2 separate regions of the Homo sapiens genome follow, and region 2 is linked to region 1. A link is an interaction called in ENCODE POLR2A ChIA-PET data of the cell type or tissue named here. Cell type or tissue: OCI-LY7. All regions are shown on one strand. Links, peaks and the distances in the headings refer to the core of each region. The heading gives the core; the rest is flanking DNA.

Evidence for each region. ChIA-PET counts read pairs that join two places held together with the same protein. Peaks named below come from ENCODE experiments on the same cell type or tissue, not always from the same donor. Only the 100,000 strongest peaks of a DNase experiment are listed, where the experiment ranks them.
Region 2: POLR2A ChIA-PET joins it to region 1 with 7 read pairs; 3 of 35 experiments call an interaction of 5 or more read pairs at or near these places.

The regions. Positions count from the first base shown.
Region 1 is chr12:122,007,973-122,012,360 of GRCh38, reverse strand. No RefSeq gene overlaps it. Among named protein-coding and RNA genes, the nearest start is that of BCL7A, 12 kb to the left of the region's middle. In OCI-LY7, for the core only: CTCF peaks have their summits at 1,657 and 1,896; DNase peaks (open chromatin) are centred at 2,430 and 3,430; H3K4me3 peaks cover 1,568 bases; H3K27ac peaks cover 4,000 bases.
Region 2 is chr12:122,234,381-122,238,768 of GRCh38, reverse strand. It overlaps VPS33A (VPS33A core subunit of CORVET and HOPS complexes), which reads left to right. Exons shown (of 13, transcript NM_022916.6): 10 at 45-182; 11 at 2,846-2,983. Among named protein-coding and RNA genes, the nearest start is that of DIABLO, 11 kb to the right of the region's middle. In OCI-LY7, for the core only: no CTCF peak of the experiment used is centred there; no DNase peak of the experiment used is centred there.

The DNA.
Region 1 (4,388 bases), core at 200-4,199:
ATTGTCTTTTTAAATTTTTAGCTATCCTAGTGGAGGTCAAGCGGGATCTTACTGTGGGATTGATTTTGACTTTGAGGTTTGAGGAAGGTAGGGACAATGGAGAAATGACTCACAGCAGACGTGGCCATTGGAAATCTTAACGAGATTGGAGGATCAAGTGCTCAGGGGTGGCAGCACCACTGGGACGTCCTGGCATCCTTTGGTTCCCACTCATCTCCAGGGCTTGCTTCTCCAGTGTCTCCATTGATTCTGTGAGTTGCCTGGTAGCTTTGAAATCAAGTCCTTTTCCACTTAAGCTAAGCAGAGTCAATTTCTATTACTGCAAACCAAAGATCATGATTGACACCAAATTGAAGCTGTCCCTCTCTCCTTCTCCTTCTTTGAGACAGAGTCTCACTCTGCTGCCCAGGCTGAAGTGCAGGGGTGCAAAACAGCTCACTGCACCTCAACTTCTCCAGGCTGAAGTGATCCTCCCACCTCAGCCTCTGGAGTAGCTGGGACCACAGCCTTGTGCCACCATGCCCAGCTAAATTTTGTTTTTATTTATTTATTTTTTTGAGATGGAGTCTTGCTCTGTCCCCCAGGCTGGAGTGCAGTGGCACAATCTTGGCTCACCAACCTCCACCTCCTGAGTTCAAGCAATTCTCCTGCCTCAGCTGCTTGAGTAGCTGGGATTACAGGTGCGTGCTAACATGTCCTGCTAATTTTTGTATTTTTAGTAAAGATGGGGTTTCACCATGTTGGCCAGGCTGGTCTCAAACTTCTGACCTCAGGTGATCCGCCCACCTTGACCTCCCAAAGTGCTGGGATTACAGGTGTGATCCACTGGGCCTAGCCTAAATTTTGTATTTTTAATAAAAATGGGGTTTCACCATATTGCCCAGGCTGGTCTCAAACTCCTAGGCCAAAACGATCCTCCTGCCTTGACCTCCCAAAGTGTTGGGATTACAGGCATGAGCCATGTTGCCCAGCTGATTTCATTTTTAAAAACTTGAAATCCCTGGAAATCTCAAAAGGATGAAAAAGTGCCAACTTAAGGACTTAAAGTAGGTGGGGCTGAAACCCACTGTGAGCCATTCAATCTGTGGCTGGTGTCATAGGAAGGAACACACTGACTTTGGGGCTAGTCTTTCCTGGGACCCTCTGAGTGACCGCCTATCCCACATCAGGACCCTGGAATATGAAGAAATGAGAAGTGGCCAGATCTTCCACTTGGAACACTTGACCAGCCTCCATTCTTCCTACCCACTTCATTTTTTCCTTTTTAAATTTAATAGAGTCGGGGTCTTGCTGTGTTGCCCAGGCTGGTATTGAACTCCTGGCTTCGAGCAATCTTCCCACCTCAGCCTCCCAAAGTGCTGGGATTACAGGTGTGAGCTGCTGCACCCCGCCACCTACCCACTTCCCATATGAAACATTCCTACTCAGGCTCATGAGGAAGAATCATACACTGGCAGTGGTAAAGGAACACTAGAGGTCATTCTAGATGCCTTGTCTTGAGCCTGCAGCATTCCCCAGGGTTGACCATGGAAAGCTTTGGTTCACTGAATGCATCTGGCTCTTCCGCAGCTCCCAGCTTTGGCTCACTTGGCTCCCTCTGGAACATTCTCCCCTCTCTGACCACTTCATCTAAACCTGCCCCCCTCTAGGGATTCCCTCTCACAGGGGCCGGGCTTTTCCCTCGTAGCTCTGAGCACCGTTTGCAAGTTTACATTAATGTGTTTGTTTAACATGAGCCCCCTAAAGACAACAGCCACTCTCTTGTTCACTCCAGATAGGCAGCCCTCACACAGGGCCCAGCACACAGTCAGCGTTTGTTGAATTCGTGAGTGGGTAATAAATGAAGTCCATCTCTCTCAGGTTTTTTTTTTCTTCTTTTTAGATGAAGTCTGGCTCTGTCACCCAGGCTGGAGTGCAGTGGCGCCATCTCGGCTCACTGCAATCTTTGCTTCCCAGGTTCAAGCGATTAACCTGTCTCAGCCTCCCAAGTAGCTGGGATTACAGGAGCGCGCCACCACAACCGGCTAATTTTTGTATTTTTAATAGAGACGGGGTTTTGCCATGTTGGTCAGGCTGATCTCAAACTTCTGACTTCAGGTGATCTGCCCACTTTGGCCTCCTAAAGTGCTGGGGCTACAGCCACTTCTTCCAGCCCCATCTCGCTCAGATTATAAAGGAAGAAATGAGATGCTTCCAGGGGAGGGGGGACGGCAGCCACCCTCGCATCCAGGAGGCATGTGCCCCACTCCCCCCATCCCCTCGCGGGTGCAGGGACAGCCGTGGTCCAGGCCCAGGGGACTACCCACTAAGCCTTCTCCAGGGCAGCCAGTCTGGCCGGTGGGCTGGGGGTGGTGCAGTCTGCAGCACATCCAGGTGGCGTGAAGTGCTCACTGGAGCCTGCCCTTGCTGTGGTCATGAAACTTGCTCCCCTCAAAAAACTCCACCAGCTTTAAAGATATGCAGCTTTAAAAAGATATGCAAAAATAAATACTATATTTACACTGATGTGTTTTATGACTTCCAATCAAAACAACAAGAGGACATGGGGAGGGGGCCTCAGACGATGGTCCGAGCCCTTTTTTTGTTGTTTTTGTTTTTTGAGACAGAGTCTCGCTCTGTCGCCCAGGCTGGAGTGCAGTGGCGCGATCTCGGCTCACTGCAAGCTCCGCCTCTCAGGTTGATGCCATTCTCCTGCCTCAGCCTCCCGAGTAGCTGGGACTACAGGTGCCTGCTACCACGCCCTGCTAAATTTTTTGTATTTTTTTTTTTTTTAGTAGAGATGGGGTTTCACCGTGTTGGCTAGGATGGGCTCGATCTCCTGACCTCGTGATCCGCCCGCCTCGGCCTCCCAAAGTGCTGGGATTACAGGCGTGAGCCACCGTGCCCAGCCATGGTCCAAGCCCTTTTGAGGCGGGGCAGCTTCAGTATTGACGCCCCCACCCTTGCCTCACGGCATCACTTGCAATTTCACACTCTCAGGGAGGGCAGTGATGCCAGTGCTGGACGACTTTCCTGGGGCTGATGCCTCACGCCTGGGCACTGATAAATGTGAGTCCGCCTTGGCATCAGTGCACTCGGGAGAACACCAGCTTCGGGGCACCGAGACCCGCAGCTCACTGTCCCACCAGTCAGCATCTCGCTGCCGCTGAACAGTGTTGGATCAACCGGCTTTTCTTTTTTTTTTTTTAATATTCCTTCCAGCTAAGCTAGCAGAGGGCGGTTACATGACATATGAGCAGGGTGGCAACTACTGTCAACTCCCAGCGCCTGGCATCTATTTATTACAGTCAATTTGGAAATAGCTGCCCGCAAGGGAACTGCTGGCCAAATCCCTAAAGAACATGCTCAAGCCGAAAACACCAGTGTCTCAGGCAGCCACAGCTTGAGGACACAGATGTTTAAAAAAAGACCTTTTTGTTTGCATCACCTCGAAGCACAGCAGAAGGCCAGGTCTGCACAGGCCAGGCAGCCAGTGAGGGGACCAGGTGCTGTGGCGCCGGCAGGAGAATCTGCTCAAGAATTGAAAGCACAGAGCAGATAGTGGAAATAATTCAGGGGTGACTGAGTCAGAAAGGTGGTACAGATTTCATTTTTTAAAAACTTTATGGCCGGGCGCGGTGGCTCACGCCTGTAATCCCAGCACTTTGGGAGGCCGAAGCTGGCGGATCATGAGGTCAAGAGATCGAGACCATCCTGGCTAACATGGTGAAACCCCATCTCTACTAAAAATATAAAAAATTAGCCGGGCATAGTGGCAGGCGTCTGTAGTCCCAGCTGGCTGAGGCAGGAGAATGGCAAGAACCCGGGAGGCGGAGGTTGCAGTGAGCCAAGATCACGCCACTGCACTCCAGCCTAGGTGACAGAGCGAGACTCCATCTCAAAAAATAAAAATAAAAATAAAAATAAATAAAAACTTTATGTTGAAATAATTTTAGGCTTGCCAAGATAGTGCCATGATCCCTAGACCCTTCACCCAGTTTCCCTAATGTGAACATCTTACACAACTGTGATACACTGAGCAAAACTCAGAAATTTTGTTTTGAGATAGGATCTCACTCTGTCACCCAGGCTGGAGTGCAGTGGCACGATCACGGCTCACTACGGCCTCAACCTCCCAGGCTCAAGTGATCCTCTGGCCTCAGCCTCCTGACTAGCTGAGACCACAGGCATGCTCCACCATGTCCAGCTAATTTTAAAAAAATGTTTTGTAGAGACGGGGTCTCCCTATGTTGCCCAGGCAGATTTTGAACTCCTGGGCTCAAGTGATCCTCCCAGCTCGGCTGCCCAAAGTGCTGGGATTACAGGTGTAAGCCACTGCGCACCGCCCAAAACTCAGAAATTAATATTGGTGCAACACTGTTAACTAAACCACAGACTTTAGCTGGATT
Region 2 (4,388 bases), core at 213-4,212, 230 kb before region 1:
GTATATGTAAATGTATATGTATATGTATGCTACTTTATTTCCAGGTCAACAATTACATTGAGGATTGTATCGCCCAAAAGCACTCGTTGATCAAGGTGTTAAGACTAGTTTGCCTCCAATCCGTGTGTAATAGTGGGCTCAAACAAAAAGTTTTGGATTATTACAAAAGAGAGATTCTCCAGGTGAGTATATTTTTAAATTATTAATTTGCCAAGGGGGACAGCATCTTTTTAAAAAATACTTCATGGGCCGGGCACAGTGGCTTACGCCTGTAATCCCAGCACTTTGGGAGGCCAAAGCAGGTGGATCACTTGAGGTTAGGAGTTTGAGACCAGCCTGGCCAACATGGTGAAACCCCCATCTCTATTAAAAATACAAAAATTAGCCAGGCATGGTAGCATGCACCTGTAGTCCCAGCTATTTGAGAGGATCAGGCAGGAGAATCGCTTGAACGCAGGAGGCGGAGGTTACAGTGTGTCAAGATCATGCCCCTGCACTCCAGCCTGGGCAACAGAGTGAGACTCTGTCTCAAAAAATAATAATAAAAAATTTAAAATTAAAAAAAATAAAAATTACAAAGCTGCCATTTTGGTATCTTGTAACGACTGTTGTATAAATTTTTTAACACCTAGAGGAATTGGTCTTGGTAGCCATCACTGTTTATTGTATTTGTGTGATAATAATAGCTAACAGGCTGGGCACAGTGGCTCACCTCTGTTATCTCAATATTTTGTGGGGCTGAGGCAGGAGGATCGCTGGAGGCCAAGACCAGCCTGGCAACATAGCAAGACCCTGTCTCTACAAAAAAAATACAAAAATTTACCAGGCATGGTGGCTGTGTCTGCAGTCCCAGCTACCCAGGAGGCTGAGTTAGGAGGATTGCTTGAGCCCAGGAGTCCAAAACCAGCCTAGGCAACATAGCTTGTTTACAAAAAGTAAAAAATAATAATAATAGGTAACATTTCTTGAGCATTTACTATGTGCTAGGATCTATTGGAAAAACTTTATAGGCCGGGCGCGGTGGCTCTGTACCCTGACTCTACTAAAAATACAAAAAATTAGCCGGGCGCGGTGGCGGGCGCCTGTAGTCCCAGCTACTCGGGAGGCTGAGGCAGGAGAATGGCGTGAACCCGGGAGGCGGAGCTTGCAGTGAGCCGAGATTGCGCCACTGCAGTCCGCAGTCCGGCCTGGGCGACAGAGCGAGACTCCGTCTCAAAAAAAAAAAAAAAAAAAAGAAAAACTTTATGTGCATTCATTTGTTTCATCTTCACAATACTTCCTTGTTAACTGTAGTTACCATAACAACAACAACAAATATTCACAACAGCCTTGTGAGTTAGAGACTGCTATCGTCCCAGTTTTATGGATGAAAAACTGAGGCACAGACTAGTTTAGGTAACTCACCCAAGGTTACCTGGCTGGTAAGTGGCACAGCCAGTGGTAAACCAGGCAATTTGAGTGTAGCGCCCATGTTCTTAACTCCGCAGTTATACCACGGAGGAAAAGAACTTTCTGCAAATTTCTGATGACAGTTGCTTAGCAGGTTTACTTAAATTAAGCCTGTGTTACTTATAATAAGGAAAAGGCCACTCTTGTTTTTGAAAAGTCTCCCCTTTGTTTGAAAATGACTCAGGTAGTATTTATTTGCTGTTACCAGTGACAGTTAAGTACATTTTTATTAAAATTGAGTGCTCATTAATTTTTTGTTTTTGTCTTTTTTTAAGTTATGTATCCTTGTGTAAGAGTCAAATAATGCAGAAGTACACAGAGCAAAATGTGAACGTCCCCTGTACCTTGCTCATACCCCAGTTTCCCTCCCCAGATGTGACCAGTGTCAGCAGTCTGATTTGCTTCCTTCCAAACTCCATTCTTTGCATTTAGACAGAATGTTTCCATACACAGACTTCAGAGCAAGACTGGCTGGATCCAGGTTTCAGCTCTGCTCTTCACTAGCTGTGTGACTTTAGGCAGGTTATTTAAACATCTCTGTAAAATGAAGGTAATGATACCTACGTCATGGGGTTAGAGCCGGGATGACTGAGTTAATGTATGTAAGTGCTTAGACCAGAACAGTGCCCAGCTCATAGAAAGTATTTTATAAGTGTTGGCTACTTTTTAAAATTTATTTATTTTTTGAGACAGTATCTCACCCTGTTGCCCAGAGTGGAGTGCAGTGGCACAATCTTGGCTCACTGTAACCTCCTGGGTTCAAGCGATTCTCCTGCCTCAGCCTCCCGAGTAGCTGGGATTACAGGTACATGCCACCAGGCCCAGCTAATTTTTTAATTTTTAGTAGAGACAGGGTTTCACCATGTTGGCCAGGCTGGTCTCAAACTCCTGACTTCAAGTGATTGGCCCGCCTCGGCCTCCCAAAGTACTGGGATTACAGGTGTGAGCCAGCATGCCCAGACCTTGGCTACTTTTTAAAAATAGAAATAATGTCCTACTCTACATGTTATTTTTTTTTTAATATATTCTGGAGACCTTTCTTATCAGGATGTATACATATGCCTTACTCTTTTTTAGAGCTAATTATATCCCTTATAAAAATATACTATCATTTATTTGATGCTTGCTTAGATTGGGTCCATAAATTCTGACTTTAAAGTAAAAATTTTAAATTTCTCTTTGAAACAGTGAGCTGAATTAATAGTAACAGGCAAGCAGTTTTAGGACAAGTTTCATCCCTCCACCCTGTCCTCTGTGCCCATCCACTAACATTGCTGGACTTTGGTAACATGTCCTGCAGTACAAACCAAATTGATTTGTTGGAAGTGCCCTTCTTTGAAAATTGCAGAAATCCTTTTCCTGATCTGACATCAAGGCCAAATGACTTCCCTTGCAGACATACGGCTATGAGCACATATTGACCTTACACAACCTGGAGAAGGCCGGCCTGCTGAAACCGCAGACGGGGGGCAGAAACAATTACCCAACTATACGGAAAACATTACGCCTCTGGATGGATGATGTTAATGAGCAAGTAAGCCACACTTCTCCACCTCGTCTCAGCTTAGGGACTGGTTAGATCGTCCAGGTGACAACACATGCTTCTGAACCTACACATCTGCCTTGCTTTCTGAAAACAATTTTCTAATGTTTTTGAAAAAGTAATGTATGCATGTATTGTATCCATCAGAATCCTAGAAGGACACAGAGAATGCTCTTAAACTGGGGAGTTTCTGGAGAGTTTAATAAAGATGTGGGCTGGGCGCGGTGGCTCACACCTATAATCCCAGCACTTTGGGAGGCCGAGGCGGGCAGATCACTTGAGCTCAGGAGTTTGAGAACAGCCTGACTAACATGGGAAACCCCATCTCTACTAAAAATACAAAAATTAGCCCAGCATTGTGGTGCGTGCCTGTAATCCCATCTACTTGGGGGGCTGAGGCAGGAGAATTGCTTGAACCTGGGAGGCGGAGGTTGTAGTGAGCTCAGATCATGCCATTGCACTCCAGCCTGGGCGACAGAGCAAGACTCTGTCTCAAAAAAAAAAAAAAAAAAGTTATGGGGCAGGCTCGGTGGCTCATTCTTGTAATCCCAGTATATTGGGAGGCTGAAGGGTCAGATCGCTTGAGTCCAGGAGTTCGAGACCAGCCTGGGCAACATGGCAAAACCTTGTCTCTACAAAAAAAATGGCCAGTGGTAGTATGAGCCTTTAGTCCGAGGGGCTGTGGTTAGAGGATCACTGAGCCCAGGAGGCGGTTGCAGTGAACCATGTTTGTGCCACTGCACTCCAGGCTGGGCTACACAGTAAGACTCTGTCTCAAATAAATAAAGATGTGGGAAGAGTGGAGAGGCAGTGCAGTGGGGAGCCCTTGCCAGCCACGGCCTGAAGGACAAGGAGAGGGGGGTGTTCTAGAAACTTGTCTTAGAACCTGGAGAGAAGAGCTGTGGTGAGGCCATCTGGTGAGGTAAGGGGTGAGGGGCCTCTGGCTGAGGGTATGGTCAACCTCCAGCAGAGGAAGCTGGCCAGTGACAACGTCATCCTCACACTGCTGCCCACTCTCCAGTTCACTCTGGTGCTTTGTCTTGGTCAGACCCAAAGAGAAGGCATTGGAGTGTGTTGGTGTGGGACGCACAGGTCCATCTCCGGGCACAGAGCATTGCGGAGAAGGGTGGAGAGTGTCTAGAGGAGTCAGTGGAGATGTCCAGCACTCATAAACAAGCCAGCCATGGCCAGGCGCGGTGGCTCACACCTGTAATTCCAGCACTTTGGGAGGCCAAGGCAGGAGGATCACTTGAGGTCAGGAGTTCAAGACCAGCCTGGCCAACATGGTGAAACCCTGTCTCTACTAAAAAATACAAAAGTGATCAGGGCATGGTGGAGCATGCATCTGTAGGCCCAGCTACTGTACTCAGAAGGCTGAGGTGGGAGCCTCCCAGGA